Linked DNA regions of Homo sapiens: region 2 is linked to region 1. A link is a contact called in ENCODE Hi-C or POLR2A ChIA-PET data. All regions are on one chromosome and are shown on one strand. The core of a region is the stretch at or near the end of the contact, and the rest is flanking DNA. Distances in the headings are between cores, read along the strand shown.

Region 1 (3,974 bases), core at 777-3,276:
AGTGGAGGTAGCAGAGCCTGGGGCTCCCCCTAGCCTAGCAGAGTGATGAGAAGCAGGACCCGTCCAGGAAAAGAGCCACCCACCCACTGCAGCCAGCAGCCTCGCTCTTCCCAGTAGGGAGGCACATGGAACCCATCGTGCTTAATTTTCCTAAAAAAGGTTTCTCTTCAGATCATATAAATCTTTTGCCTCTTACTAAAAAGCCAAGTGCAGTGAGATCGCTCTCACATGAAAGCTGTCATGAGTCCAGTTTACTCTGTGCGTCCTTAATGTGACGCCTGAGGGCAGTCGGTGCTGTGGAAAGCACAGGCTTCGGAGCTAAACCCACCAGATTTCTGACCTGGATTTGATGCTCGATTTGGTGCTCTCCACCCTCTGAGCCTCAGTCTCATCACCTGTAAAATGGGGATAGCATAGCAACCTCATTCATAAAGGATGGTTCCTGGAACACAGTAGTTGCTCAATAAATATTGATTTTATGTCTTCCCAAATTTCTGGCCTTCAAATGACATCTGCTTGCCTGGGTCTTTAGAGCCGAGAATGGAGTCCTGAGACCAGCAGAGACCTCACCTTTGACAGTTCAGGAATTGAATCTTGTCACCCATCTCCCTCCCTCCCACCATTGCCTCACCTGGCTTGGCCACCATCTTCACAGTCCCTCTCTCTAGCCCCTCTTCCAGATTAAACTCTGTGGTTCAGTGTGAAAGGGCCAAGGGGCAGGGAGACAGTTTGAGGAGAAAGCCCAGGCCTGGCTGCCACTGGGAGGGACAAATGCAGGCTCCCCACAGCCAGACCTGACCCACGAGGGAGGGTGGGACACAGACTCTGGTGGTGTGCCCCCAGAGGTCACGTGAAGCTCTCAGGAGGCAGTGAACAAACAGTCCCTCCAATTTTTCTTCTTCTTTTTTTTTTTTTTTTTTTTTTTTGAGATGGAGTCTGGCTCTGTTGCCCAGGCTGGAGTGCAGTGGTGTGATCTCAGCTCACTGCAACCTCCGCCTCCTGGGTTCAAGCAATTCTGTCTCAGCCTCCCAAGTAGCTGGGACTACAGGTGCTCACCACTACACCCCGCTAATTTTTGTATTTTTAGTAGAGGTGGGGTTTTACCATGTTGGCCAGACTGGTCTCGAACTCCTGACCTCAGGTGATCTGCCTGCCTTGGCCTCCCAAAGTGCTGGGATTACAGGCATGAGCACTGTGCCTGGCCTCACAGTTTCTTTTGACATCACTGGGACACCTGACTTCGGGATCCAAGTGCAACACAGACGAACACACAGGCACATCGGGAGCACCAGGATGGTCAGGAACTTTGCATGACCAAGGAGACTGCTGGATTAATGAAATTGCACCATCTTTTGAAAGGGCCTCAAGGAGAGTTCAGTCCTGAGTTAGCCTTGGCATTAAAAATAAAACTGTACTTCTGTTCAGACTCATCCATTGCAGTGAGAATGATCTGGGTGGGCTTCGAATATCAAAAGCCTCCAAGGGGAATGGCTTAGAGGGTGAGCAATCTGTGATCTCACGTGACAAGCAGTCCAGAGCCATGGACTCCAGTTCTTTACTTTTTTCTTCTCTGCTGTCCTTAGCCCTCAGGTTGAGGCCCTTCCTGGCAAAGCTGCCCTAGGCCCAGATGTCACATATGCATGACAACGTCCGGGGACCATTTGCCCCAGCAGATTCCCTTTCATTTCTGATTGGCCGGCAAGTGGCTGAGGATCGTCTTACTCGCACCCTGGTGCTGGGCGCTGACCACCTCCCGAAGCACTTGGCCAGGGGGAGAGGATGCTGGACACAATCAGGTTCTCCTGGGGGGAGGAGGGAGGGAATGGCTGCTGGAAGGGTTCTACCGGGGACTCCTACAGCAGCTTGTTAGATCTCCTTCCTCCCAATTCCCTGAAGTTGGTGGAACAGGAAGAGGACGAGAAGTCATGTTTGTATGTTGTCCCCTTGGAATCTCTCAAAAATCCGCAATATCCCGATTTGAGAAATGAGCATCACAGAGAAAGCAAAGCGGTAGTTGGAAGCTGCCAAGCTTGTGAGCAACGAGACGGAATCCACGCCCAGGGCTTTCTAACGGCGGGGCCACGCCCTCCACACTCCACCTCGGCCCTCTGCCCTGCGATGGTGCAGAGACAGGGTGTGGTCAAGGGGCCTAGGGTGAGGGTCCTGCCAGTACTTTACAGGAAACTCCCCCTCTTTTAGCCTCATTTGTCAAAGAAAGGGCTTAGACACTAAAATCTTTTAAGTTTCCTTCTAGCTCAATCTCTCTTTGATTTAATACCTTCTAAAAGAGATTTGGGGCCCCAGAAAAAAAGAAAGCAAGAAAGCAACTGGCACTTCTGTGGTTGACTCAGCACAGAGGCCTGGACAGGCATCAGGAGGCTGGGCTCCTCCTATTTTGGGCCTCGTGAGTTCATCCTGAGGCCTGTGCCAGTCCCTGCGGTTTCTCATCTCTCCATCCTGGTCTGTATGACAAAATGGCTAAAAATACCGGGCTCCCCGCGGGCCCGCCACCCGGCTAACACCCTCCCTTGAATCAGCTCATTTTTTAGTCTTGGGTATGCTGCAGATGAGAGTCCAGGACAAGCCACCTTCGGAAGCTCTGACTCCCAGGAACCCCGCTTGGGTTGGTCCTTGTGCTCTGGTGGAAGAAGCTTGGGCGCTGTCCACTTCCTAGGCAGGTAACTTGGCATGTCTGAGCCTCAGTTTCCAGGTCTCCTCATCCCACAAATACACCTACAGATTGTGTGAGTGACAAGCCTAATCCTGCTGAGGGCTTGATCCGCGTAGATTCATGCTTACCCTGGACCCCTCGTCAGCTGGGTCCCTGCAGGAGAATTTTCTCCCAAGGAAAACCTGGGCCTGTCATCACTCAGGCCTGCACATTGACCCAGTTTCTCGCAGGCTTTCCTAAATTGCTTTCTGAAACAGTCACGAAGGTGAATCGTTGTGTGCAGCCACTGCAGGGACAAAGGCTGGCACGCTGGTCATCCCATTTCAGGTCCGTGTGTCCCATTTCACTGCACTGTCCTGTGCCAGCGCTGCCCAAGTCTTCGAGTGCTCCGTGGCCTCCCACCCCTGCCTCTCCGTGGGCGGCTTCTGTGAGGCCTCCGAGAAGCAGGAATGAAAGGTGACGTGAAAGGAAGCCGGGCTTGCTGTGGTCAGGTGAGGGCCAGCACAGTGAGTTTGAGAACATCTCACCTCCACAAGCAGGAGCCCTACAACCTTGGGACATTGTTTCATCTTCTGGACTCTCAATATTGGCTTTGAAAAAAATAAAAACACCCCTTTATCTTGTCTGAAGAAAGGAATATGAAAAAAAAATCCATCTCCTTTACATGGAAGATGTGAGGACCAGAGGAAAAAGACACACATACCAATTTTATTTTATTATTTTTTCTTTTGAGACGGAGTCTTACTCTGTTGCGCAGGCTGGAGTGCAATGGCACTATCTCAGCTCACTGCAACCTCCGCCTCCCTGGTTCAAGCGATTCTCCTGCCTCAGCCTCTTGAATAGCTGGGACTACAGGTGCCTGGCACCACGCTCAGTTAATTTTGTTGGTAATTTGAGTAGAGACGGGGTTTCACCATGTTGGCCAGGCTGGTCTTGAACTCCTGACCTCAGGTGATCCACCTGCCTTAGCCTCCCAAAGTGCTGGGATTACAGGTGTGAGCCACCGTGCCCGGCCACACATACCAAATTTGAGAGCTCAGTGTTTTGTCCATGACATGCATTTGCCAATGTTCAGAGCACCCAGTGGGTGCCAAGCCGGTGCTCGGGGCTGGGGTGGGCAGGGTGGGGGGAATTGCACTTCGCCGGACTGCGTGGTGCCCCCTTCCCCGGGAAGAGAGACTGGAACCATGCAGTTTCCATCACTGGGACAGAACCTACACGTCCTGTGCTGAGTGGCCTCGTATGCTTAGCTTGGTCAGGGGCTGGCGCTGCGGGGCCAGGCTCAGGGGCTTCATTCTCACTG
Region 2 (3,974 bases), core at 723-3,222, 47 kb after region 1:
CCCCCTACTCCCCCAGTACCTCCCACTCCCCCAGTGCCCCCCACTCCTCCTAGTACCCCCATTCCCTCTAGTACCCCTGACTCCCCCTAGTACCTCCCACTCCCCCTAGTGCCCCCCACTTCCTCTGGTACTCCCCACTCCTCCTAGTGCCCCCCACTTCCACTCCCCCAGTCCCCACCAGGCACTTTGGAATGCCTTCTCCTGCTTTCTGCTTATTCCCCTCCTGCAGAAGCTCCCCTTGGGGATGGGGTGCAGGAGTCCAGTGATGTCCACTCGAGAAGCTCCTTGGGACATTTGCATTAGTACTATCTCTGTGCACATACAGTGGCGCACACAGTTGTTCAGCCCAGAAACTTGTGAACACACAGCTACTACTGACCAAGCACCTATTCCATGAGGACTTTAAGAGGATACTTTGAGATATAAATAACAGAAAAAGTCAAAATGGCTTGCAATAGTCATAGCTGACACTTACATGACACTTACCATGTGCCAGACGCGATTTGAATACTTTCTACACATTAACCCCTTAAATCCTCACAATGATCTCATAAACCAGATACGGTTATTATCACCATCCCCATTTCACAGATGAGGAAACTGAGAAGAGAGAGAAAATAAACAAGCCAAAAGTCCTCAGTAGTAGTGGTGGTGGATTGGGCAGTCAAGCTCTAGAGCCTTTGCCCCTGACCCCCACTGTCCCGTGTCTCTGACCTTGGGACAGCATTCTCTCACTTAATGAGATGTCTCAAGTTGGGGACATCCCAAGGGAAATTAATTCAACCGCTCAAGGCTGTCACCAAGGACTTGGCTTCTTTTCATCTCGACACTCTGCCATCGTTAGCCTCTTGGCTTTTATGTTGGGTATTATCCCTTTATGTCACAATATGGCTGCAGCAGTTCTAAGTATCATGTTCTCACCCAACCACACCCAAAGGTCAGAAAGAGAGAAAGCCCCTTCTTTATAGCTCTTTTTTTAAGAGTAAGGGAAACTTTCCCCAAATTCATCCAGACACTTCCTCTCGTGTCTTGTTAGTCAGAATGAAGTTACACGCCCGTTCATAAACTAATCACTGGGTCACCGTGACTGGCTTAGACCAATCAAGACACTGTGCTAGGCTCCCAGGGAGTCCTGCTTCTCCTGAAGCATGTGGCTGCCAGAAACCCTGAATAAAACAGGCCTCTGGCTTGCTGGTGAGGGAGAGGAACTGGAAGGGTTGCGGGCCTGTCACACAGCATCGCTATTTCTGGCTCCCACATCAGCCTTGTGAGATCAGGACTTTTATCGTTTTATGAATAAGGAAACCAAGACTCAGAGACAATGAGGTGCTTGGCCAAGGTCAGCGGCTGGTGAGTGACAGAGTCTGCATGCTCAGCCCATCCCTAGGAGTCTGGCAAGGCTGGAAATTGGTCTTTCTTTTCCCATCCTAGATGGATTGCGTTGGAAAGATTCAGGCTCCTGTCAGCTGGCTCTTGCTGTCCCTTCCTGACAGCTGCGACTCTGAGAACAGTTTAATTTCAGAAACCCTCACACGGTGGCTCCTCTCCCTGCCAGGCATCAGGAGGCCCCAGAGGAGCAGCAGAGGCAAGACTCGCTGTCCAGACTCCCTTCTGAGGAGACTGCGGTCAGGGAGCCCAGGCTGACCCTCGTGTTCTCATGCCTCGGTCCTGTTGATAAGAGGGAAGTCTGTGCTGGGTTCCTATCCACAAAGCCCTTGCGGGGAATGGGTCCCACACGCCGCTTCTGCAGACCCAGCTCATCCTGTTTCCGGTTTCTATTTTGTTTTTTCTTTTTTTTTTTTTTGATACGGAGTCTCGCTCTGTCGTGATCCGCCCGCCTCGGCCTCCCAAAGTGCTGGGATTACAGGCGTGCGCTACCGCGCCCGGCCCTGTTTCTGGTTTCCAATTCTCTTAGGATGTCAGTGCCTTTGATCCTCTGAGCCCCCGGAAGGGCTCAGCCCTCTCACATCTGCCTTCCTCCTAGAGGTGTGACGCCTGCCCTTCCGCCAGGGCGAGGCAGGGGAGTGACTTGGCGCCCGAGTCCCGTTTCCCGTCCCCTCTCCGTTGCCTGTGCTCAGAGCCAGGGACTCTGCTATTTGTAGGCCCCGCGGGCTCTGTCTGGGGTCTTTCCCCAGGGGAGGGTGTGCGTCCGGGAAGGAGAGGCAGCCTGGAGTTCCTTCTGGATACCGGCCAGGCCTGCGCTATTTGCCTGGAGAGGCCATCGGCATCACTGAGAAGGTCCCTGGAACTCGCTGCTCAGACACATATGTGGCAGCCAGTCAGGAGCTACGTTCTTCTTTGCTGGAAACAAGCAAGGATAGACTGTGATTTTCCTCTCCCTCTGTTGTGTATTTTTCACTCCTGTCTCTCCATCAACCCACCCACCCATCCATCCATTCATCCACTCATCCATCCACCCACCCACCCACCCATCCATCCATCCATCCATCCATCTACCCATCCACCCACCCATCCATCCACCCACCCATCCATCCATCCTACCATCCATCCACTCATCCATCCACCCACCCACCCACCCATCCATCCACCCACCCATCCATCCATCCATCTACCCACCCACCCACCCATCCATTCACCCACCCATCCACCCATCCATCCACCCATCCATCCACCCATCCACCCACCCATCCACCCATCTATTCACCCATCCACCCACCCACCCACCCACCCACCCACCCATCCACCCATCTATCCATCCACCCACCTGTCACATAGTGTGGCAAATACAACAACGACTCACATGTGGTTCCTGCCCCTACACCCTCAACACTCATACCCTAGTGGGGACTCCTCCAACCAACGAATGCAGAAGGTTTTAGCTCCCTGATGGGCATTTGTATTTGAAGTTGGGGGGTGGGGGGCTGCACAAATGTGCACAACTTAATAGAGGTCCTTCTGGCATTGTGCCAAAGTGAAGCTGAGGAGGAGTTAAATTTTTATGTTTTTTTGGTTGTTCAGCCTCTGTAGAGAGTCTCAAAAATTCTCGATGCCAATTATATTTCAAGTTGTCATGACAAGCTATAGGGAAAAGTTTTCAATTAGCAATAATCATGTCTCAGGCAAACCTCATTGGCTATGGTACCGCCACTGCAGAAATCTGAGGAGTTATTTTTAAGCAAGGGCTCTGCCTTCCCAGCGTGTCTTAAATTTCTCCAGGGTGAGTCAGATCACCCCTGTTCTTGGGGACCTCTTACACCAGCTACTGGTCGCCAGGTCTAGGGGAGGTTAGTGACCTCAGCCCTGGAAGGGGAGCCTCAAAGTCACTGGTGAGCCTCAAAAGAGGCTGGCAGGGCTGCCTGCCCAGACCCATTTGCTACAGTTATAATGGGGAGTGTCCTTGGGTAATGAACTGCTATGTAGAGCTCCTGATTAAGCACTAATTAATTATTAATGCACTGTGTCATAATTTTGCCTGGCCCTTTCTATGCCAAAGAATTGTATCCCACAATTCCATTTGTGATCCTGCATTTTCTGATTTGTGGCCATGGTGGCCCCTTTTCAAGCTCACCTGTCTCTGCAGTGGCCAGATGGATCACTGAGGGTACATGCACCACGAGGTCATTGTCCACTGGTAGTAGGTGGCATGGATGACGACTCATGGGTGTAACGTGTGAACAACAACAGATACACCGGCTGGAGTCAGCCACACTTGGAATTCTGGCTGTAATGCTACTGTGGTTTGGATATTTGTCTCCCGAAACCTCATGTTGAAATTTGATCCCCGATACTGGAGGTGGGGGCCTATGGGAGGTGTTTGGGTCATGGGGACAAATCCCTCATGAAGGTCTTGGTACTGTCCTTGTCCTTGTTATAATGAGTAGGTTCTTGGTCTATTAGTTCCCTCAAAGGCTGGTTGTTTAAAGAGCCTGGAACCTCCTCCTCCTCTCTCTGGCTTTCCCTCTCCCCATGTGATTCTTACACATACCGGCTTCCCTTTGCCTTCTGCCATGAGT

The links. A loop is a pair of places that touch in the nucleus more often than their neighbours do. ChIA-PET counts read pairs that join two places held with the same protein, here RNA polymerase II (POLR2A). Pooled maps may share reads with other maps.
Region 2: a map of psoas muscle shows a loop between it and region 1 (8-fold over the local background). The contact joins two enhancer-like sites. A Hi-C loop is called at or near these places in 6 of 168 maps with a recorded cell type or tissue (CD4-positive, alpha-beta memory T cell, GM12878, cardiac septum and 3 more) and 18 of 50 pooled maps. POLR2A ChIA-PET finds 5 or more read pairs at or near these places in 13 of 52 experiments (AG04450, CD4-positive, alpha-beta T cell, CD4-positive, alpha-beta memory T cell and 9 more).

The regions. Positions count from the first base shown.
Region 1 is chr2:9,690,890-9,694,863 of GRCh38, forward strand. The region is part of intron 3 of LOC105373418 (a long non-coding RNA gene); the gene reads left to right. Among named protein-coding and RNA genes, the nearest start is that of YWHAQ, 62 kb to the left of the region's middle. RefSeq lists enhancers at 1,257-2,056, 2,210-2,269. Within about 2 kb of position 2,027, at least 10 of the 41 ENCODE cell types and tissues checked have a DNase peak (open chromatin) inside an H3K27ac peak, as active enhancers do; they include gastrocnemius medialis, natural killer cell and psoas muscle, where a contact is called at or near this core.
Region 2 is chr2:9,737,664-9,741,637 of GRCh38, forward strand. It overlaps the pseudogene RNU4-73P. Among named protein-coding and RNA genes, the nearest start is that of TAF1B, 100 kb to the right of the region's middle. RefSeq lists an enhancer at 823-922. Within about 2 kb of position 1,973, at least 22 of the 41 ENCODE cell types and tissues checked have a DNase peak (open chromatin) inside an H3K27ac peak, as active enhancers do; they include gastrocnemius medialis, natural killer cell and psoas muscle, where a contact is called at or near this core.